Linked DNA regions of Homo sapiens: all the other regions are linked to region 1. The links are chromatin loops, found by intact Hi-C in ENCODE. Cell type or tissue: IMR-90. All regions are shown on one strand. Links, peaks and the distances in the headings refer to the core of each region. The heading gives the core; the rest is flanking DNA.

What was found. A loop is a pair of places that touch in the nucleus more often than their neighbours do. Peaks named below come from ENCODE experiments on the same cell type or tissue, not always from the same donor. Only the 100,000 strongest peaks of a DNase experiment are listed, where the experiment ranks them.
Region 2: it touches region 1 in a loop (3-fold over the local background); 2 of 110 quality-filtered maps call a loop at or near these places.
Region 3: a loop joins it to region 1, with 5 times the contacts of the local background. A loop is called at or near these places in 12 of 110 quality-filtered maps.

The regions. Positions count from the first base shown.
Region 1 is chr3:55,894,403-55,902,013 of GRCh38, reverse strand. The region is part of intron 13 of ERC2 (ELKS/RAB6-interacting/CAST family member 2); the gene reads left to right. Among named protein-coding and RNA genes, the nearest start is that of MIR3938, 46 kb to the right of the region's middle. In IMR-90, for the core only: CTCF peaks have their summits at 1,979 (motif pointing right) and 4,202; no DNase peak of the experiment used is centred there.
Region 2 is chr3:55,165,741-55,173,351 of GRCh38, reverse strand. All of the region lies in intron 2 of LOC124906243 (a long non-coding RNA gene), which reads left to right. Among named protein-coding and RNA genes, the nearest start is that of LINC02017, 8.6 kb to the left of the region's middle. In IMR-90, for the core only: no CTCF peak of the experiment used is centred there; DNase peaks (open chromatin) are centred at 3,461 and 5,571; H3K27ac peaks cover 3,503 bases.
Region 3 is chr3:54,850,339-54,857,949 of GRCh38, reverse strand. All of the region lies in intron 17 of CACNA2D3 (calcium voltage-gated channel auxiliary subunit alpha2delta 3), which reads right to left. Among named protein-coding and RNA genes, the nearest start is that of CACNA2D3-AS1, 47 kb to the left of the region's middle. In IMR-90, for the core only: a CTCF peak has its summit at 3,943 (motif pointing left); a DNase peak (open chromatin) is centred at 3,869; H3K27ac peaks cover 779 bases; H3K27me3 peaks cover 31 bases.

The DNA.
Region 1 (7,611 bases), core at 1,806-6,805:
CTGTGTTTGTGTGTGATGGTTTGTTTTATAAAAAGGGAACACAATTATGACATTTTTATCACATGACTCTTAAGAAAGTCAATTTCATATCCTGATTCAGTCGGTATCAAGTCACTGATTCGAATGTTGCTTCACCTAGTGTGTAGTCATCCTTGGGACTAGATGGCATTTACAACATGAAAATTATCTGCTGAAGTCTTCAAAGCTATGATATTTTGTGGAGGGATTCTTCCTTCAGAGTATGGGAATGGCCTCATCGATCTTATGGATAGTGACTGTGGAAGTGATGGGATGTCACTCACGTGATTAAGCATGTTATTTGGCACAGTTGACTTTAAGAAAGGGACATTATCTTTGGTGGGCCTGACTTAATTAATCCTTAAGGTGAGCCCTTAAATGGGACTGGGCTTTTACAGAAGAAGGAGAGTTAAAGCATGAGATGGATTTGATGTGAGGGAGATTCTCCATTTGCTGGCTTTAAAGATTTGAGGGGACTGTGCGGCAAAGAATACAGGTGGCTTCAATGAGCTGGACATGACAAGGTGACCTCAGACCCACATCTGCAAGGAATTGAATAATCTTTCAACTCCATGAGCTTGGAAGAGGACCCTGAGCTGCTCCAGATGAGAAAGCAGCCTGCCAATATCTTGATAGCAACCTTATGAGACTCTAAGTGGAGACCCCAGTCACACCTTGCCTAGACTTCTGACCTGTAGAACTATAAGCAGCCAAGTTTACTATAATTTATTGTACAATAATGGAAAACTGAAATAGAATACAAAAATCAACTAAGGCATTTTGGAACAGTGCTGGGATCAAAACAGATAATGACTATTCTACTCCAGTGAAACAAAAGAGACCCAAGATCCATCACTAATTTATGTTCATCCACGCATTTGTTGGTGCTGACTATGTGATAGAAAATGAGCCAGGGATTTTCTTGCTCTTGAGGGTCTTGTGGTCCTGGGTTTCCTCCCAGAGCCTCTCAGTAGAGTCCCCTCTAACACTTCTTCCATTATATTTGTATTCAACAATCAGTCTTACATCCTGGTAAAAAGTAAACCACTTGAAAATCCTTTACCCTTTCTGAGCTTAAGTTATCCATCATTTAAATGGTCTGCTTCTTTGGGAATATGTGAGAATCAAATAGGATATTATCTAAATCACCAGTAATGATTACCTTTCTACAGTATGGCTCCTTTTCTTCTTTTCTCCCTTCCAACCTCCCTCCCACATCTGTTGACTATCTACTGTGTGTTTGAGAAGAGGCTGTGCCAGGTGGAGGATGCAAGGGTGCTTTGGACTCTGTGTGCTTAAAAGAGCAAGGTGACATATAGGGAAGCCACTCCCTATTGTTCAAGGTAGATCTTGTGATGCAAGGATCCTGAGGTATCAGGCTTGGAGTCAGGCTTGATTTGAGCTGATAGAAATTTGTCATCATCAATAGGTGTCTCTTCCAGAGCCAAGTCAGTAGGGGAACTCAAAGTAAAGGAAACCCATTTTCTTCTCCTTCCTTGGAATTGTCCCAGCACTGATCCTTGCATTATAAGAAAGTGGGTTTGTTTGAGAACACCACCCTGATTTGTTGAATGGGAATGAACAGACTCTGCTAATGGAGGTGGCCAAGTAGCCTGGACAAATGGTTTTGATTTTCTAGGGCCTCACAGCTTATTTTGAGTGCTGAAGAAACAAAATTATAATAACAAAATCGGACAATACTAAACAAAGCACCAAACAAAATAAGAAAGAAAATGAACATATTGGACTTCCAAAACCCATAGGAACTTTATTAGAGAACAAAGTGAAATGAGTAAAGTGCATTGTGGGGCAGGGTGGAGGCGGCAGGAATTACTGTTGACAGCTCTAGAGTCACCAACAATTGGGCTCTCCCCACCGGATTATAACCAGTATAATCTAAGGGACTCTCAGAACCAAAGTACCCCTGCCTTAAAGAGTAGCCCATCTTAAGGTCATTTTGGCTAAAGTTAGCTGCCATTGTAACTGCCGCCAGAGGGCCCCATCTTTTTCTGGAGGACTGCTTCATACCTGTCCTTTAGAGGCTATGTTTACCTGCAACTGCTTTTTCCATGGGATCAGAAATATTTCCTAGGCAGATCTTTCTTAGTTGAAATTGGTTTAATTACTCTTTTTGTAAACATTTGTAATACATATTTTTATCAATAAGTACAAAGAAATATATAATAGAGTATGTGAAATCCCTAAACCTAGAAACAAACCCATCATGAATATTTTGATACATTTCCCTCTAGTCTTTTCTCCTACGAATATGCAAAAAAATCCCAACACATAGTTGAGATTGTATTGTATCTACCATTTACCACCTGCTTTCCTCACTTAAGATTTCATGAGCATCTTTCCTTTACGTTAAATCTTTTTGCTTAGTGTTTAATATCTGACGAACATCTCAACAATTGGGTGCCCATAATTTATTATTTAATTTCTTTGTAACACTTTTAAATCACACACACACTCTCTCTCTCACACACACACACTCACACACGTATTCCATAATTTTTGTAACTAATTTTTTTGAAGATTGTATACATATATGTTTGTGTATGTATGTATTGTGTATATGTATGTAAATATATCCATACACATACAAACTTTTATTCTGATTTTTATAAATAACATTGTGATGAATATGCTTATTATATCCTTAGAGTAAATTCGTCTGGGAAAATCCCTTATTATATATCCTTAGAATAAATCCAGAAAGTAGAATCATCAGATCAAATAGTAATTCATTAGTTATACTGAATTTAAAAGAATTGAAATGTTTGTTTCCCGTGACCAAAAAAGGTAAATGTTCCACAAAGACCGAAATAATTTCTGAACATCACCATTGGACAACAAAGTTGTGAAAATGGTATGTTCTCATATTGTTCTTTCTAATGCAGTAGCCAATAGACCTGTGACTATTTACATTTAAATTTTAATTAATGTTAAATTAAGTTAAGAATTCATTTCCTGGTTTGCACCAGACACATTGGAAGTGCCGCATGTAGTTAGTGGCATACATATTGGGCAGAAAAAGTTACAACGTTGCCAGCATTGCAGGAAGATCTACTGTGCGATGCTTCTCTATTTTCTTCTCCAGTTCCTTCATCTTTATGTTTGGAATTTAGCCTAAGTAAGATTAAAATATGAACAATGCATATTTTGTGTATGATTAATTTGGTTTGTTACAAAGCGGGTTTCTTGGTGAAAATTTTCACCTTTCCACTGAAGATGAAAAATGTGATGCATCTTTTGGAAAATGTAAAAAAAAAATGGAAATCCAACCCTTTGTCTTGCTTATGCATCCTCTTATAGGCTGAAAATGAAGTACTAGTGTTTAAGCTAATACCACTGTTGATGACAATCTCGGGTGGTTGCATGCTTACTGTGTGCCAAGCATGTTGCTGTTGTACTGCCCGTATTCCTCACAAGGTCTCCGGAAGGTGCAGTTATTATTTACATTTTGTAGAAGAGGAAGCTGACGTACATAGAGGTCAAGCTCCTTTCCTAAAATCACACCGTCAGCATGTAGCTGGGGCCTGATGGGGACCTAGGCTTTCTGACTTCAGAGTCCACATCCTTTACTATCCCTATACTGCTTCTCAAGAATGTCCCAGGCTGTTAGAGAGAAGGCCATCTCTTTGCCACACTGCAGAACTGTGACACACGTGTAATAAAGCCTCCCAGCTGCTCGAGATATACCCCTACACCACATACCCAGAAGCACACCCCCACAGCCTTTTTCTTGAGGAACTTCCACTGAGCCCAATCCCATCTGGAATGAAGAGTGCTCAAGGGCATTTTGGAGAAAGTGTCATTCATTTGTACTCTGACACTTTCTCATTTAACAGACTCTGTTAAGTCAGATGTATGTATTTTTGCACATTTCCTCTCTATCCTTCTTTTATTATGGTGTGAAGTTTTGTTAATAGGCCTGAGAAGAGAAGAGGAAAGGGAGAATGTGAAACGTTGTCAAAATCAAAGAGTTGGAGCCCAAACAAATGTTCTTAATGTGGGCATTTGTTTGCAGGAGAAGGATCAGAGGCAACCAATGTAAGCAAAGCTCCTTGATGCTTAAACTTCAATGAGGAGAAAACAAATCACAAACACAGTCTTAGGGATGGTCAGGTCCAGGCTGAAAGCAGTCTGGGGATTTTCAGTTTCAACCTTTTCCAAAAGGTGTCACTCTAAGGCAGCAGTGGGGAGGTGGGAAGGAGGAAGAGATAGAAATGTCAGATAAGGGTAATTGGAAAAATAAGATTAGTAGTCCTTGTTTTAACAGGTCCTTCAGCCTCCAGCATCACTGTCGGAGGAGTTGCTGCTGCTGACGGGGGGTTTAAGCGTTTATCTTCACCTTCTGATCTCAGGGTGACCTTCTGTGTCCAGAGTTGTGCTGGGCCAAGTCCAGCTATTCCCACAGGACCAATTCACATTCCAGATTTGCTGCAACCTGGGATATGGGGATTTCATTGGTTCTGTGTTCTGGTGCAAACTGAAAACTGCCATCCTCTTGCACTCAGGATGGAATGAAGACAGGAAACCAGGATGGATGGCGGAGCCTAACTCAGAAGAGCCTGTCTGTTTTTGAAATATGGCTTTAAAAATTCCAAATCATTAACAGAAAATACACACCAACTCCATGCTGACATATAATTTAAGGGAAAAAATAGCTTTATCAAAATATTTGAGTATCAGCTCTTGCCAAGCAAGCCTCTTGAAAAGCATGGGAAGCTGCCACGCGTCAGGAAGAGATGCATGGAACCTGGAGTGGGGTCCTGGCAGATAACTGAGAGAGAGGCTGGTTTTCAAATATTTAGTTAAACAACACAAATGTATGTGTAAGTTTAAGTCGACACATGTTAATGATTTAAGGTCTTAAACGGGTTTTTTATTTTATTGTTTTAAGGCTCCACTGTTCACTTTAAAAGATCCGACGATTTCTCCAGAGCCATGCGTAAACACTGGACTTTTTAGAAAGCCAGGTGATGACTTCATTATTCTGAAAGTGAACAGTTATGAATTATTCAGATACAGTAAATACAGTTGAATATTTCCTGGTAACAACTATTTTAAAAGAGAGTTTTAATGATATGATCTGCAACATAGAATGACTAATACAATCAGAAATAGCACACAATTATTCAGGGTTTTTTCTTTTTTTGTAATTGATTAAGCTAAATCAACATCTAGCTTGAAGAAACCTTTAATTATTATGTTCTAGATATGTAACACCAAGCCAATGTATTTTAAAAATGTAATCTTTGATATAAAATCAGAATTCCAGTCTTGCCACATTTGAGGACCTTTTAGGAAATTATTTTAAGTGAAACATCTGGAATATTCTAGAGACTTCTGAGGTGGCTGTGAATCCTGTTTTCACTGAAAATGACATTTTAGCAATTAAACACCTTTTCTAAAACTTTTTTCCCCAGGAAATATTATTGTCTGGTGAATTACTAATAGATGTACTTCTAAAAGAAGCACATGCTGTGTTAAATAGAGACAAATGGGTTGCTTTCTTGCTGGACTGTCAAAAGCTTTTATTGTCTCTTAATTACTGTGATTCTCCAACTAGCATTTTTCTAAAGAATGGGACCACAGGGCATCTTCCAGCTGGGCCACCACCTGCGCTTCCCCAGGCTACTCCACTTGCTTGCCTTAGGGAGGCCAGCCACAGTGCCTAGTGCAGGATGGGCTGCTGTTTTACTCTTTTGCACCACCCAGTACTTTTCTTTAAAATCACTATTGTGATTAAGTAATTTGTTGATTCCCAACTTCCCTGTGGAAACCCTTCTGAAGACAGACCTGTGGCTAGTGTCCAGCAGAGTGCCTGGCATGTGGGAGATGCCTAGCGAGGTGGTGGAATGAAGGAAAGGAGTGTGTATCTCCCAGGTCCCAGGACAGAGCATGTGGAATGCATAGCAGGACCAAAAGCCACATGCTTCTATACCAGCGCAGAACCTGAGACATCTTTATTGTGTCTCTGTGAAACTCACAGGTTCCTGGGTTCTCCAGGCGGCTGCTGGGGTGGCAGCGAACATAGGGCCTCCATCCTTTCAGGAGCCAAGTAACTGAGCCCCCTCATCCCCATAGCAAAGAGAAGGTGCTTGAAGCAAACAGAGAGCAAGAACTTGAAGGGTATTTGTTGAGGATGGCGAAGGGACCACTGATTTATGGGGTAGGAAAGTATCAAGTTTGGACTTACACTTCATCCATCATTGCACTAAGTGGGTCAAAGGAGGGTGTTTCAGAATCACGTCTTTGTGCTCCCCTTCCTCCCATTGCATAGGTATTTATTGAGTGTGGATACTGGTGCTATGTCAGGTACTGAAGGGGCTTGCAAAGAAGATGGAGACACAGTCTCTGCCCTCCAGGGATTACAGTCCAGTTGTATTATAGCAACTAAGCATACATATTGTGCAGAATGGGTGCAGGCAATGAAAACTGAAGGCAGTTGGGTTGGGTGAAAGTAGTGAGGCTAGGAATGGGCATGTGCTGGTGCCTTCCAGGGTATTAGGCAGGGTACTTTCCATGCATTATTTCACTTTACGCTTATGTCAATTCTGTGTGGCTGCTTCTGCTTCCTCTCCACTTTAAAGGGGAGGATCTGTAGGCTTAGAGAGGTCAGTAACGTCTAGGGTTCCAAGACTTGGCTGCATTTTGGAATCACCTGGATCTTTAATAAAATACAGATGCCTGGCTCCCGCCCTCAAATATTTTGATTTAATTAGGAGCAGTGTGACCACGGCATCAACATTTTTAAAAGCTTCCCAAGGGATTCTAACATGCAGTAACCTAACCAATCTTAAACCAAGTTTGGGAAACATTGGGTTAAGATTGGCCTAAGGTCAAAGATCTTGTAGGTGGAACCCAAACTTGACTCATATCTGACTGCTTCTAGAGCTCCAGCTTTTGATCGCTGCAAGCTGTGAAGGAGGTCAGGTGTAGACAGGGCCTTAAAGAATGGGCAGTTTTGATAAGCAGAGGAGTGAATGTAGGGCAGTCCAGGGGTATATGTGCATGTGTATGTGTGGTTGAGCATTGGTGAATGGAGCAATATGCAGACATAGATAGGCTGAATAATTACTAGGCACTGTATTAGAAAGAGTTGATACTTCTGTGGCACTACTGAGTACTAGGCATTGTGCTGAGAGCATTGCCCATGTGAACCCATTTAATCATCATAAAAACCCTTTGAGCTAAGTTATGTCATTAGCTCCACTTCACAAGAGGTACTTGAAGCTCAGAATTTTGTAATTCATTGTTCAGCTGCCACGTACATGTGAGAACATGTGATACTTGATTTTCTCCTTCTGAGTTAGTTCGTGTAGGATAATGGCCTCCAGCTCCATCCATGTTGCTGCAAAGGACATGATTTCCTTCTTTTTTTATAAAGTAGGGAGGGAAGAAGGGGGATGAAGTTTGAAGAAGTACCTGTTGGGTATAATGTTCAATATTTGGGTGATGGGTACACGTAGAAGCCCAATTCCCACATGCAACGTACCTATGTAACAAACATGCATATGTAGCCCCTAAAGCTAACATTTTTTAAAAAAGTCAATTCTATTATTATATTGTCCCCAAATAATC
Region 2 (7,611 bases), core at 1,364-6,363, 730 kb after region 1:
AACTAAAGTTGAGGATGAGAGATGAGGACCCATTACCCTGCACCCAACTTAGCAGCACCAAAGTTCATTATCTTTAGGGGCATAATTAGTTCAGGTAGAGCAAAGCTACACTGTAGACACAGTTGTCGATGTCTGCTTGCCCTTCCTCACCTCCTCTTCTCACATTCCTCTCTGAGCCACTCACTTGCTGCCTCTGGGCTCACTGCTCTTTTGAATTCCTGAGGTCAACGCTTTAAATATGATACCCTAAAGCCCCCAGATGAGCTCACCTCTAGATCTCCTGAGAGCAAGTTTCTCGACAGAATATATTAGTATCCTGGCAGCAGCTGGAGGATCAAAGCTAAATCTCCTAAACTGTATAAGTGGAGACTCCCTGCCTAGGGCTTCGGACACCCCTTCAACTTACTGTTGGGTATAGCTACCATACTTTCCTTTGACTACCAAGAGCAGTGTGACCTTGATTCAGAAGTTGCCATACAGGTTTTATTGAGAACCTGTGAATCTTCTCAGAGTATTTTTAGTTGAAAAGTATTGTGGAATTTTATTAGTTTTCTATTGCTGTGTAACAGTATTACCACAAACTTAGCCACTCAAAGCAGCACACATTTATTTTCTCACAATTTCTGTAAGTCAGAAGTCCAGAAACTACTTAGCTGGGTCCTCTGCCTAGAGTCTCATAAAACTGCATTCAAGGAGTTGACCGGGGCTACGGTCTCATCTGAGTCTTGACTGGGGAAGAATCTGTTTTCTAACTAATTGAGGTTGTTGAGAGAATTTAGTTTCTTGAAGCTGTAGAACTGAGAACTTCCATTTTTTATGGCTGTTGACCAGAGGCCACCCTCAGTTCCTTGACATGGGTCTTCCAACATGATCACATGGCACATCAAAGCAAGCAAGTTGGGGAGAGACCCCAGCAAGACTGGTGCTACAATCTTATATTATATAATCATACACATGTAATCACATACATTTTGTCCCCTTTTTCATGCTCTTTTGATTAAAAGAAAATCACAGAGCTGGGCACGGTGGCTCATGCCTGTAATCCCAGCACTTTGGGAGGCCAAGGCGGGCAGATTGCCTGAGGTCAGGAGTTCGAGACCAGTCTGGCCAACATGGTAAAACCCCATCTATACTAAAAATACAAAAAAAAAAATATCCGGGTGTGGTGGCACGCACCTGTAATCCCAGCTACTTGGGAGGCTGAGGCAGGGGAATTGCTTGAACCAGGGAGGCAGAGGTTGCAGTGAACTGAGATTGTGCCACTGCACTCCAGCCTGGGCAATAGAGCAAGACTCCATCTCAAAAAAGAAAAAAAAATTACAGGTCTTGCCCACATTCAAGGGCATGCGCACCCCCAGATGACCCTGAGGGGGATTACCTTAATGAGTTTGTGTGTGAAAGCAGTGATCACTAATTAGAGTGTCTGCTCAACCCCAAAACAACACTACTTCTCTAAGACGTGGGTTAACTGTGGCAGCCATGTGTGTGCTGTGGGACCCCGTACCCTGACCAGAGTTGATTGATGGGCAGGCAGAGACCCAACCCAAAGTGAAGCAATCAAATTCTGCCTTCCAGGATTAGGGCACTGGAGTTTACAAACAGCCAGTTAGTCTGAGCTATTTTCCTTCACGGAAGAGAAGACAACTATTTGTTGGGTGATCTTTTTCCAAAATGTACACGTGGGAAAGACAGAACAAAATTGGGACAGAGAGAATGATGAAGGTGATCTCCAGGGGAAAAAAATGAAAATTAGAGATGGAGAAAACAATTCACAATTCACTTGGGTTTCCAGTGGCGATCTAGTTTATGGTTCCAGGTTCTTATGTAACACATTGATGATGAGTTCCAGAACTCTTTCAATATCCTGTCAGTAAATCTTCTATTTTGCTTAAGCTTGTTCAAGTCGGCTCCTGTTCCTTGTCAAGGTAAAGAATCCTGATTAAGTTGAGATCTCAAAGCGGGCCTTATCTGTTCCTCACTTATAACCTCTCCAGCCTTCATTCACCTGCCCACACATCCATCCACCTAATAGGCATTTCTCTACTCCCTCATATGGCCCCTGCACTGTCCTGGATGCTGGGATACAACAGCAAACAAGACTTGAGCTCCTCACCCTCACCACCTCACAATCTATGGAGATGCCAGGCAGGTAAGCAGAGTCCCAGGTGGGAGGTGCTGAGGAGCACAGAAAAGAGGCAGGAACCTGAGCCTGGGGAGGAGGTCTCCAGGAAGGCTTCCAAGAGGAAGTGGCTAAACTGAGATATAAGAAGCAAGTCAGGACTAACCAAATGAAGGGGATAGCAGAGACAATTGTGCCAGGCAATGGGAACAGCATGTGAGGAGGGGACAAGGCAAATCTGTACAGCCTGGGAGCAGGAGCAAGACAAGTCTGCAGTCAAGAGAGCTGAGTGTATATGAAGAGACCTTTCATGGAAATGGTGAGAAAGCTGACGTTTTATACATCTGTCCCCCAAAACTATTACATCTTTGAAGCTAGGCACTGTAATTTTTTTTAAATTATGAACACTTAGCTTTCCATTAGGGATTTATTAATTTAAAAGTACGTGTTAGGGCATCTTATTTACTTTTTCACTTGTATAAATTAAAATTCACTCTTTTCAATGTAGACATCTATGATCTCTGACAATGCATGCAGCTATATAACCACCCCCATTACCACAATAGAGAATAGTTTCATCACTCAAAAAACTTCCCTCAAGCTGCTGCTTTGTGATCAACCCCTCTCCCCACTCCCTGCCCTTGCTAATATTCTGTATGTTCAGTATTTTATTTAATCTTCATATCTACCTGTGCAGTATAGATAGTAGTATTCTACTTTACAGATGAGGAAACCAAGGCTCAATGGATTGTTGTCTTCCTTCTTTCCCTGGCTTCCTTCTAGAATTGAGTGATTGCTCTGTCTGTGAAGATAAGGGGCCTGTTCCCTCAGATCATCAAGTAAGGCACTCACATTTGTCAGGTCACACACAAGAAAACATCAAGTCAGTTCAGAAAATTGCCCCTTGTTTTCTAAGACTTGAGCTCTGTGCTGAAAGGATATAAGAACAGAAAACTGGCATTATCCCTGGGTCAGATCTGCGTTTCCTGGCCTTCTGCTGTGGGGCCGAAGGCATGCATTTCATGAAGCCAATAAAATGCACCTTGTTCTCAAGAAATGTTACAACAGCTGGCTTCCAGATCCTCTGATTGTTATGTCTTTTTTGAGAAGTATCCATTAATTACTTTTAATCATCTCTTGATTTTACCAGGAAGGTCATTATTTCTACAGGGAGCTTACGGACAGATTTGGGAGTGTTTTCATGTTGTTTTTTTCCTGTGGTGTGGTGTAACTTTCTTTGTCATCAATACATACGTCAAAGCAGGCTAACCAGAGTATTTCCCCAGCCACAGCATATGGTTGGGTCATGCAAACAACCATCGTAAATCCTCCTTGACAGTGGCCCAAAATGATATCGTGACCTGGTCCCAGTGGAATCCAGATTTATGAAGATCTGAATGTGAGAACTGAGTGTTAGGAGCATGGATTTTTGAAAATGTGCCACATGAATACATCTGTCTATTTATATGGCTACTTGCCTCCATATGTGGCCAGTGAATGAAAAATATGTGCAGAGGTATTTGAAAAATTCTTGAGGTGCCTGAATAAGCTCGCCTGGTCCCTGGCACAGAGTCAGCACCCAATAAATATTCCCTGAGTGAGTGAGTGAATGGATGGATGAAGGAAGTGGAACTTGGGTCAGTTATAAGGCATCTCATTTTTCTAGAAAGTAGCTCACTACTATAAGGGCATACTTGATTACCTTTTCTACTTCTGAATGCACCCAATTTTGTTCAGGAAACCTCTGTATCCTCAATCCCAGTGGTAACTCTTAGTCTAAGCTAATCAGAACATGGCATTTTTTCATGGAGACTATGATTGGTCTGGGAAGATGCAATGTGACCTCTGTTGGCCCAATCAGATTAAAGGGGATGAGTTTTAAGTCCATGGCATGGGAAGAAGTTTTTCATTTTTTTTTCTCTGGGGAAAGACAAGGGATGTCACCCTATTTCTGCTCTAGGGCTTTTCCCTTCCATGCCAAGATCCTGCCTGGGCTGCCCCATTTACCTTATGACCTTGAGGGGAATCATTTTGGATTTGAGCCTAGTCCTGTGTAAAACAGAGAGCAGAAAACAATCTTATTCTTGATGACATAGTTGAGCTCCTGGACATTCCTGGAGAAGACCAGGATGCTGGACCAGATTTCACTCTTGTTGTTTGACAGAGCAATTTCCTTCTGGTTACCTTATGTTGGAATTTTTGTTGCTCTCTCCTGAAAACAAAAAGCTAAGGTGAAAGTCTGAAGTTGAGAAGAGAATAAGGAAGAAAGCTCAGTTAGTTATTTTGTGTTGTTTCTATCAACAATAATAGCAACTTTTGCATGTAGAATACATGCATGAAGATTAGTGTTAGATCCTGTCTTTCATTGTATGTATACACACCCCTGGGAGGTGAGTACTGTTATGCTTGCTTTGCTCACCTCCCTCAGGTAAGATTTGCCCACCTGGAAAAGAAGTTTTCCTCCTTTTCTAGTGATGCTGTGAGTCTTTTTCTTTCCCCTTATTAGTTTTTGCGCTGGTTTCCCTGGCAACAAAGAGAAAAAGAGGTTTCCATTATTATGTACTTCACAATCTGTCATGTCTTCATCCATTCATACTATTGTCCTTCTCACTGGTTCATGAAATTTAGAAAATGGGTTAGCAATTATTCCTTTTGCAGTTACTATAAGCAGGGTGTAGGCACGGAAGAAAGAGAAGAGGAACAGCATGGTCTGCTTTGTTTATGCAAGTTTTACAAAGAAACATGAAAACAACCCTTGCCTACAGTGATCTTATTCTCTAATTGGGGCACCAGGGCAGGGCATTTCAGATGGTGATAAGATACTTGAATAAATAGAAATACAAAACTGTGTTAGCCATCAAAAGCTAGCATGTCATTAATTCTTGGATGAGAGGAACATATTACTTTCAAATCCAGACTTATTTTTTTTCCTCCACCATCATCTTTTGCCTGGAGAGCTGCAGTGACTTCCAGATCTGCTTCCACCCTGTCTACTGTCAGATTGATTCTTCACACTGAAACTAGAGAGATTTTGTGGAGAAGCAACGCAGACCATGTCATTCCTCTGCTCTTTCTTGCATGCCTACAAGATTCTGCCTGGGGCGTTCCTCCAACCGCTATACCCTGGTCTTATGCCATGCCCCGTCCAATTCTTTCTGTTGCTTTCCTTTTGGGAAATTTCCAGCCCCACCAAGCAAAGGCCTTTTCATATGCTGTTCCCTCTGTCTGAAACACCCTTTTCTCTTCTCTTCAATTACTCAACACCTATTTATCTTCCTTCCTTTCTCACTTCAAACATGCCATCCTCAGCAAAGCCTTCTTTGAACTCCTTGTGTCAGATAAAACCTACAACAGGCTCTCATAGCACTAAGGATCTTCCCTTTGGCCTTGTCCCAGCTGCAGCTCTGCAGTTTGAGTCATCATTTAAGATACACCTCCAGATAGAGAGGGATCTTATCCATGTTTAGTCACTATTGGATCTCCAGAGCTTGACAAAGCATCTGGCATATGGTAGATGCTCAGTAAATATTTATTGAAAGAAAGAATGAGTATATAAACATGCAATCCATGCTCACTTTGTGCCAGACACCATGCTATGAACCTAACCATATTTTCATGTACTTATTAGAACTCTTTAGTTCCTTTCTATGAGAGAAACACTATTGTTGTCATTCCCATTTTATAGTTGAGAGCACTGAGGCTTAGAGAGATGAAAGGTGTCCAAGGTTACACACCAAGTAAGTGAGAGAGCTGGGATTCCAGCTAGGCACGTGGCTTCACATACTGAACTCTTAACTACTGGCCTCTGCCACGTCTCACAGAGGAAAGAAAGTTCTGGAAGGTCAGAGGAAGGAGAAGCTTTGTAAGCAAGCAGGAGTTTGGGCTAGTCCCAAAAGGCAAGCTGGCTTCATCCAGAGAGGGGATAAGAAGGAGGAGTGGTGCAGTGGCACACTGCCAACCTAAAGGCACCTTAGAGCAAGGTTCCCTTCTGGGTGGGTGAATTAGAAAAAAAATGCCTTGTCCTTCCTGCAAGAGCTGGCTTAATTTCAGCTTCCACTTTCTGGCTCTCTGGGCCACCCTCACCACTCTTTTTTTCTTTTTTCTTTTTTTTCCAGTGCACAAACCACTCAGCCATATGCAGCACTCTGCAGGCATGAAGACTCAGAGGCAAAAAAACAAGAAGTGAAAAACTCCATTTGGCTAGAGTGGAGGCTTTCTGAAGCAGATATAAAAGTCTAAGACTTGTGCTGTCCAATATAATAGCCCCTTACCACACGTGGCTATTTAAATTTCAATGAATTAAAATTCAATACAATTGAAATATCTGTTCGTCAATTATATTATCTGCTTTTTATAGCTACCTGGACTTGATAGCTGCCAGAGTGGAAAGCACAGATAGAAAACATTTCCATTGTTGTGGAGAGTTCTATTGGACAGCTCTGGTCCAGAAAGCAAGGTGGAGCCATTGACTGTAAAAAAATTGCTCACCCTTTATGCATGCCATGGGCTATGAGGAGTCATGAAAGGGTTTTAAGCAGGGAAGTGGTGTGAAAGAAGTATAGTGCTAAGAGAAGTAATAATATCGTTTATTGAGGGATAAGTGTGTTAGGTACCTCACAAGCATGATTGCATTTAAGGCAGGTAGTATCATATCCCCATTGTACAGACAAGGAAATTGTGGCACAGTGAGGTTAAATAACTCATACAGCTCCAGGTCTGTCTGATCCCAAAAGGTTCTACCTTATACCATGCTCCTAGCCTGTACTCTAATCAACATGATGATGGGAGTGTATTATTCAAAAAAGCAGAGCTCAAGTTCAGAGAGGCCCGTTTGGCAGCCCTAGTAGGCATGAAATAATAATGACTTCAACTAGGGGGTCAAGAGCTCCCTTTGTAGCAAGCTTCAGAGGTTTCTTGTTCTTTGTTCTTGGCCTGTAGTTTCCTCCCTTCCTCCCCAACCATTAATCGCAATCGCTTTCATTTTCTTTGGAATCATCTTTGCTTATTCTTTTGCTCCTCTTGTTGGTGTTTCCAGAGAAAATTGTGTTTGCATTAGGTTTTATCCTAATAAATTTTTATCCCTGGAAGTACGTCTCCTGCCTCATCCTGCTGTTAGGCCTCTTCCTAGAGATCCCAGGACACAGCTGGAGAGCTTGTGTGGGCCCCACCATGAGCCAAGCCCACAAATCCCATCTGGAAATGTGCGTGGCAGAAGTTTCCCTCTCCTTCTAGTTTTCCTGGTGAATGGAAATGCACCAGTGTGTCCCATTTCCTGCTGGGACATGGGGCCTTTTTGTTTCTTTGGCCTCCTGGTGTTGAAGGTAAACTCCCCTGGGGAGTACTTGCAGCTTCATTGCATGGTCCAGCAAACTTTAGTTTGTGACTATTTCAGCTTTAGGTGAAGTCTGTCAAGCAATGGAGGTGGATTGGCCTTCCCTGGGTCTTATAAAGAGAATTGGTTTCTAGAATTTGGTTTTTTAGAGTATGGACAA
Region 3 (7,611 bases), core at 1,364-6,363, 1.0 Mb after region 1:
TGCCTACTCTCAGTTATTAATAGCATAAAGCCAAGGCTCCTTGGTACTTCTACAAGCAAATGTGGATTCTCCAAGCAGGCTGGTGTGTTAGGAATACATGCTCAGGGGCCTGAAATGGAATGGGAAGCATGCTCAACGCCATGGTGTTAATGTAAAAGCCTATGTGAGAGCACTCAAAACTGCATTTGAAGCTCTAGTCTACAGCAAATCAATTTTTGCAGAGACACATCAGCCTGCTGGTGTCTTGGCTTGAATTCTCTCAGAAGTCCCTGAGAACAGGATTCAAGTGCAAAGTTTTTATTTGACAGGGATTCCCAGGAAATACCCGCAGGGACATGGCAAAGTGATTCAGAGATGGGAGGGCAGCCAACAGGGTGCAGGCATGTTACCACTACGGGCAACTGTGGCATAATCCCATCAGGGAACTCTGGGAGCCAGTGTAAAACACAACCCTCAGAGACACCCCACCTGAGAAGGGCAGTCTTTGGCTGAGGGATGCTAATTTCTCGTCACATCTTGTCTGCTGCATGCCTGAGAAGAGATGACTACAGAAGCCAGAGAAAGCCTTCACCTAGCTGCTGTCAGGTATGAGCCATGCTACACATACAGGAATGGTCAGAGCAGAGTGGAGGAAACGGGGCAGTACCAGCAACGACTTCACGACATGCAGCCTCAAATAGGAATTTGTCAACAAAACCTGGGTCACCTACCCTTCTTTGAAAATCTGGCCTAAATCTATGAACAGATTCCAGAACCCAGCATATTCACCATCCCCATGCCTCAGAGTTTTTGTACACACTGTTTCTTCAGCCTGGACCAGTCTCCACAGTTTTTCTCATCCTCCAGGACTCAGCTTAATACATCATCCTGGCCAGGCATGGTGGCTCACGCCTGTAATCCTAGCACTTTGGGAGGCCAAGACAGGTGGCTTGCCTGAGCTCAGGAGTTTGAGACCAGCCTGGACAACATGATGAAACCCTGTTTCTACTAAAACACAAAAAGTCATCAGAGCATAGTGGCAGGTGCCTGTAATGCCAGCTACTCAGGAGGCTGAGGCAGGAGAACTGCTTGAACCTGGGAGGTGGAGAATGCAGTGAGCCGAGATTGTGCCACTGCACTCCAGCCTGGGCAACAAAGTGAAATTCTGTCTCAAAAACAAAAAACAAACAAACGAAAAAACCATCATCCTTAAGAAAGGGTCTCCCTGACCATCTAACTAAGGCAGGTACCTCTCCCGACTTTTTGTTTTCTCAGATTTTTGTTTCTTTTGGCGAGCTTATCCAAATTGTGTAGTATTTTTATTTATCAGTTTGTTTTAGAACTTTAAAAACCCACATCTTCTCTATGAGAATGAAAACACCAAATAAAGGGACAATTCTATCTGCTTTATCACTAGATCTTTGGCATCTAATAGGGTGTCTGCCACATGACAGGTGTTCAACAGACAAATGCCAAGTGAGGGAAGGACAGGAGCAGGTGGGGGAGGGAAAGATGGGAGGAAAAAGGAAGGGAGGAAGGGTTCCAGTCACACACAAATGAGCAAGTAACTCATCCATGTTATCTGAAAGGCCTTCTGCTGCTCCCAAGCATGCTGGACTGTGGCCTCAAAGTTATAGGCTGCAAACCAGCTCCCTGCAGCCTTCCCTAGCTACCCAGTGCACAGCGAGACACCAGGTACTTTCATAAATTCTCCTTCTTGTCAGTACTCTCAACCGTGGTGCTTGATAACATATTGTTTCATTGTGTGCTCGATTTCCTACACATGGGTTTTCTCTCGTCATTTATTTGTCATTCCACCTCCTTTGCCAAGTACCTCACCAGGCCCTGGATATACAAAGCTGAACAAAACACAGTCTCATCAGTGTCTTCATGCTACTTGCAGCACAGAGGAGCAGATGTGTCATGATATTTCTACAATGTCGTGGGGAGCCCAGACTCAAAGGTCCATGCAAGAAGACTTGAGGAATGGGGACAGACCCCTCTGTGGGGGAAGGGGAGGCTGAGAGGACTAAAGTTTTACAAAGGAGGGGTGACAGGGCAGCAGGAGGTGGTGTCAGACTGTGAGCTCCTTGAGAGCAGGGGTCAGAGCCACACCCAGCAGTGGTTCCCAGACTTTGGGATTCATGGTTGGATCAGTCAGGCTGCTCTGGTTGCCAGCAACAGATAACAATTCTTAATCACTTGAGCAGAAGGGGGAGCTTATTGGAAGGGAATATGGAAATTCTCCACTCCCACTACAATGGGAGATAGATAAATAATGAATGAATCAATCAATAAAGGACAGAGGGTCTCTCATTCTTCCTTTTTCTTTTTCCTTCCCTCCATCTCTTTCTTCCTTCCTCTCTCCCTCCTTCACTTTTCTTTGCATTCTTCCATATTTCCTTTCTTCTTTCTCTCTTTCTTTCCTGGCAGAGTAATGACTATAAAAGACAAACCTTCCATGTATTCTCACCTTCGTATCACTCAGGGCCACAGCAGGAAGCACGTGGTATACATGAGCTGGCAAATTAAGGAGGATTTAGTAAAGAGGCTCTTGGAAAGGCCTGGGCAGGGTGTAGGAAATGACAGGAAATGGTGCAGCACCCTGAAGTTAGAAACAGTGGGGCGCACCCACCCATCTGCATGAAGGGTCAGAGGGAGAAGCAGGTGCCGGAGCCCGGAGACTAGTAGGCTTATGAAGCTTTAGAGGGGGTGCAGCCAGTCCCAGAGGACACGGGTGAACACACAGCCTGACTCCCCTCCCCTCTCTCCATTTCCTGTGAGTGTCCCCCACTCAGCAGACCCAGAGTCGCAGCCCAGATCAGAGGGGTCACTGCTGTGTTCCATACAGGTGGGCATCCTAGGGCCAGGGGGATGCTGTCTGGAGAGGCTGACAGAGGCTCTGCAGCCCAACCTGGCATTTTGTCAAATAACCTGAGGACACAGCTTCAGGATTAAAGAACATTCTTTCAGTTGAATAAGCTTAATTTTATGAAGAAAATACACTGTCCTACAAAGCAGGGGTTCCTTGCTGGCAAGAGGGACCCAGAAGAACTATGGGCTCACAGAGGTGGGTAATTATCTATAGCTGTCTTCTTGGTTTTTCTTCTGAAGACTGACCCGAATTTACTTTTTGCTTGACACATTCCTTGGCCTAAGCATCAGGGAATATCTTTTTTGCCCTTCAAATATGTAGTTATTTATTAATTTAATTTTTTAAATCATTATATATAGAGAATCTTCACACACAGTCAACCCCTCTGTGGTGAGCACTCCACGCACGAGGCAATGAGAACTGACCCAGGCAAGGCACCCAGGGCTCTCAGCACAAGGCCTGGCCCGAGACCCGTGGTGAGGGCAGTGTTGTGATTCCTGGTAGCCTGGGTGCTGCGGCGCCTGGCACCCAAAGGGGATTCATAAGCACACTGTCCATAATAAAAAAAATACCTGTGGGATTGATTCCAGACCCCATCAATCCCTTGAGTGTCCAAGCACACACCCAGTCACAGGAGCTGTGGGTTCTCAAGGTTTGCAGAAAGGGCGTAGCTCCCACCCAACAGAAACCCAGGCACCCACTGACTTGAGTTGTAAGCCCTCCCCTCAACGCTGCAATCTGTCCACTCGTGCCCAGACCAGGCAGTGAGGACGGTGCCCTCACCAATTCCGTCAGGAAGAAAGCACACAAGGCTCTGTTTTCTTTTTCTTTCTTTTTTTCAAACCAAATGATGTATTTCCAAAAGAACAGGCTCGCTACGTGGGGTCACACAGTCTTGTTTATTTTTTCTCAGAGAACGCTCTCCTCTGAGCAGATACACTTACTAAGCCTCTGTTAATTCTTTCTTTGAAACTAAACGAAATGGACTCAGACCAGGCCTAGGTTGCAGTCGCCCGGGCTCTGTTCTGAGAATGTGCACTGGCAGGGGCTGGCTCTGCATGGGGACCGGGTACTCGGCGGTGCCCGCGCGCCACCTACTGGACAGTCTCTTTCAGTTCAGCAGCAGCCTGAGAGCGGGGGTCCAGGAGGCTGGCAACAGATCCCTGCATTTGGGGACCACCGAAAGTTCCGTGAACAATGCTAGGCCCAACTCCCCATCCCCCCACCCCCATAGGCTGTGGCCGGCAGAATGCATGGTCCTGAGATGAGACAGAGAAGTCAGGCCTGAGGTCAGTGATCCTGGGGAGACTGTAGAGTATCTGCTGAGTGCAGTCCTCCCCCACCTCCTCTGGGAAGCCCTTCTGCATCTCAGGGCACCCTTCCTCTAAGGAAAAGCAGAGACTTTGTCTGTGAGCCCATAGTTCTTCTTGGTCCCTCTTACCACCAGGGAACCCTTGCTTTGTGTGATGAGCTTCTTGTGGGCAGAGACCTCCTTCTACCTGCTTCTATGTCTCCATTAAATAGCATAGTGCTGGACTTAAGGACATCTGATGAATGCTTGCAGGCAAGCAGGAGGGGATAGGGAGGGATGAAAAGAAAAGGGAGCTTAACCAACCACATTTCTGTTTCTGCACCCGACGTAGCAAGGACTCAACAAATGTTTGGTGAATGAACGTGTGTCACCTGCTCTTCTCATTTATTGTAAGAAACTGGTACTCAGATATCCAACCATCAGCATCACTCAAACATCCTGCAGATCATTCACCAAATATTTACTGACTACCCGCTCTGTGTAGTAGCAAACTCCCAGCTATTCACAAAGGACCACAGGGGAGAAGTTAAACAATAGACGTTTTCCAAGAGTGGTGATTCAAGAAAACTAAAGCAGGGGATGTGATGGAGAGTGATGGAGGAGTATGGCTTCTCTGGGTGGGCGCAGCGATGCTTCTCTGAGGTGACATCTGAGCTAAGAAGTGGAGGATGAGAAAATGCCAGTAAAAGGTGTACCTGGGACAAGATTTCAGGTAAAGAAGAGTTGAGCATGAGAATTTGGAGCAGGAAGGAGCTTGCGGTTTCTGAGGAACGGACGAAAGGACCTGCTATTTCCTCAGTTGCGGAATTGCATAGTTAAGAAAAATTCCATTTGACTTTCACATCTAAATTCTTTGGAATTATACAGAATCTCTTCCTATGGCCTATTGCTTGAACTAAGTCAGCTGGATTCTAGAAGTGCTCCTACCTTTTTAAACCCTTATTTAAACTGATGTTTGATGTGCACTGTCTAGTTAGCATTTAACACATATTCACATGTGTCCATGGGGGATGTCCACTTAGTTCCATACAAGAGGACTAAAGTGTGAGAACATTTACACTGATTAGCATGTCCATGTATCAATCCATGGATTTAATAACCTTTCATGAGGACCCATCTATAACCACTAACAAACGTGCACTGCCCAGGAATCCACAAGAACAAAGAAGCAGAATCCATGTTTGGAATGGGGCAAGGACAGTCCAGAGTGACACAGGGAAAGGCGAGTGCCATCCTGGAACCCAGGCTGTGGAGAGCTGGTGGTGGAAACAGCAATATTAAATTCCAGCGGAGGTGCGAGGACTCTTGGGTTAGGAAAACTTAAACTCGTTCAAGAGTTCATCTGAGTTTTCCAGAACAACAGAAATGGCTTTGGCATCAAAACATTCTGATTTAGATGACCTAAGTGCTCAGGTTCACCTAGTGTGGCTACTGCTTTCCACCCACTGGCCTCCATGACAGTTTGTCTGCGGAAGTCTAGATGGCGTAGGGGTGAACCTACATGGCTAGAATAGGCAGAGTTTCCAGGCCAAACTATGGAGCTCATCTGCCCTGGCAATCAAGTCAAGGCCCCTTGAATTCTGGGCAACCTCCCACTTCCACTCCTGGACACTGGAGAGGCTACAGCCTGGGAGGGAGGGAGGGGTGGTGGCCACGGCAGAGGAGGCTAACTGGCCACTAACTGTTGGCCCAGACTTCCAGGATGGCACAATGACGGGTGGTGGTGGAAATAGAGCCTGCTCTAACCCACTTTAAGGAAAGAGGAGGTCCTATAATCCATTTTATCTAGAAGGGTCCAAAATGTCTGGTCACACTCTAGACCTGTGCTGTCCCTTATGGGGGCCACAGCCACTGGTGGGTCTTGAGCACCTGCAATGTGGCTTGCCTGAATTGAGATGTGCCATGTAGGATACACATCATATTTCAAAGATTAGCATGAAAAGAATGTAAAATATCACATTAATAATGTCTGCATTGATTATATATTGAAACACTGATATTTTGGATATGCTGGGATAATAAAATATATTCTTAAATTTAATTTCACTTGTTTCTTTTGTATTCTTTTAGATGTGGCTCCTAGAAAATTTGAAATTACATAGGCAGCTCCTGTTTGTGGCTCACATTATATTCCTACTGGACAGTGTTAAGTCTAGACAGATTCTGACATGATTACCTCGGTACTGGTCCAAATGGCTGCAAAGACCAGGTATCCCAGTCACTCCCACCCTCCAACCACTCTGCCTCCCATTTCCTGAAGAACCCACGCAGCAGAGTGAACTTAGTACACCTAAACTGACTGGGGTTAAGGGTCCTAGTTCTGGCACTTTCCAGTTATGTGATCTGGGAGACGTCACCTTAGGACTCAGTGCCTCAGCTTCCCATCTGTAACATGAGGATATTTACCTTCATCTTAGAGAAGCCCAGCTGCTCAGCCCAGTACTCACAGTTGTCCTCACTTCAACTCCAGGCTGCTGCTAGATGTATCTTCCACCTGGACCTCCCCTCCCCTTCATCCTTTCCTTAAGCCTCTAGGCCTTTCCAAGGCACATAATATCCTAGGCTTGCTATTCAATTAGTCAGTGATTAAAAGCATTAACACATGTGAAACACTTAGAATAGTTCCTGTCCCATAAAAAGGAATCAGTGAATGTTAGAAAAATATACTAATACCAACAACAACAAACAAATAAAAAGCGCATCTTCTCTACTGTCCACAGTTACTGATACACGTATCGTATCCATCCTATTAGAGTTTGAGTTATTGGAGGTAGGGCACATCTCTGTGACCTCTCTGAGCAGCTTGCTCAAGCCTACAACATAGTGAACATTCAGTGTATGTTGAAGGAATGAATGTGAATTTCTCTCCATCATTTTTACCTCCCATCTCATCCACTCCCACATATGTGACCCATGTGACTGGCAGATTTTCATCCAGAATGAAAACCCTACAGCATCCTTCCTCATCTCCTGGGTTTGCAGACACAGAGCAAACAGCTTCTGGCCAATTTCAATGCAGGCTTCATGGAAATGAGTCCTAAATTTTGCCTGCCTGAGGCTCCTCTGTGGAACCCTGCCATTGCTGCAGCTGCTGAAAGGGAACCTCCTTTGTGTTCTCCTGTCGGTTTGACCAGGTCCACATTCCAGACCTCCTCCTTGGGGGAAGGAAATCAATTTAGCTGTCCCTTTATTCTAAAAGGTAGGGACAGATGGATGACCAATCCGCTGTTGGGCAAAAGAAAAGGAGATCTATTCAGGGCTCCACATTCTAAGAAAAATTCCTAAAGCTCTCAAATACAAAGGAATTATAAAAAGCAAGAAAACAAAATCTAGTCTGTAGCTATACTTCAATGTTTAACAAGTGGTAACGATCAAACAAACAAACATTCCAGGGGCATCATAACAACTCAAAAAGCATTTCTCAAGATCAAGAGCATTTAATCAC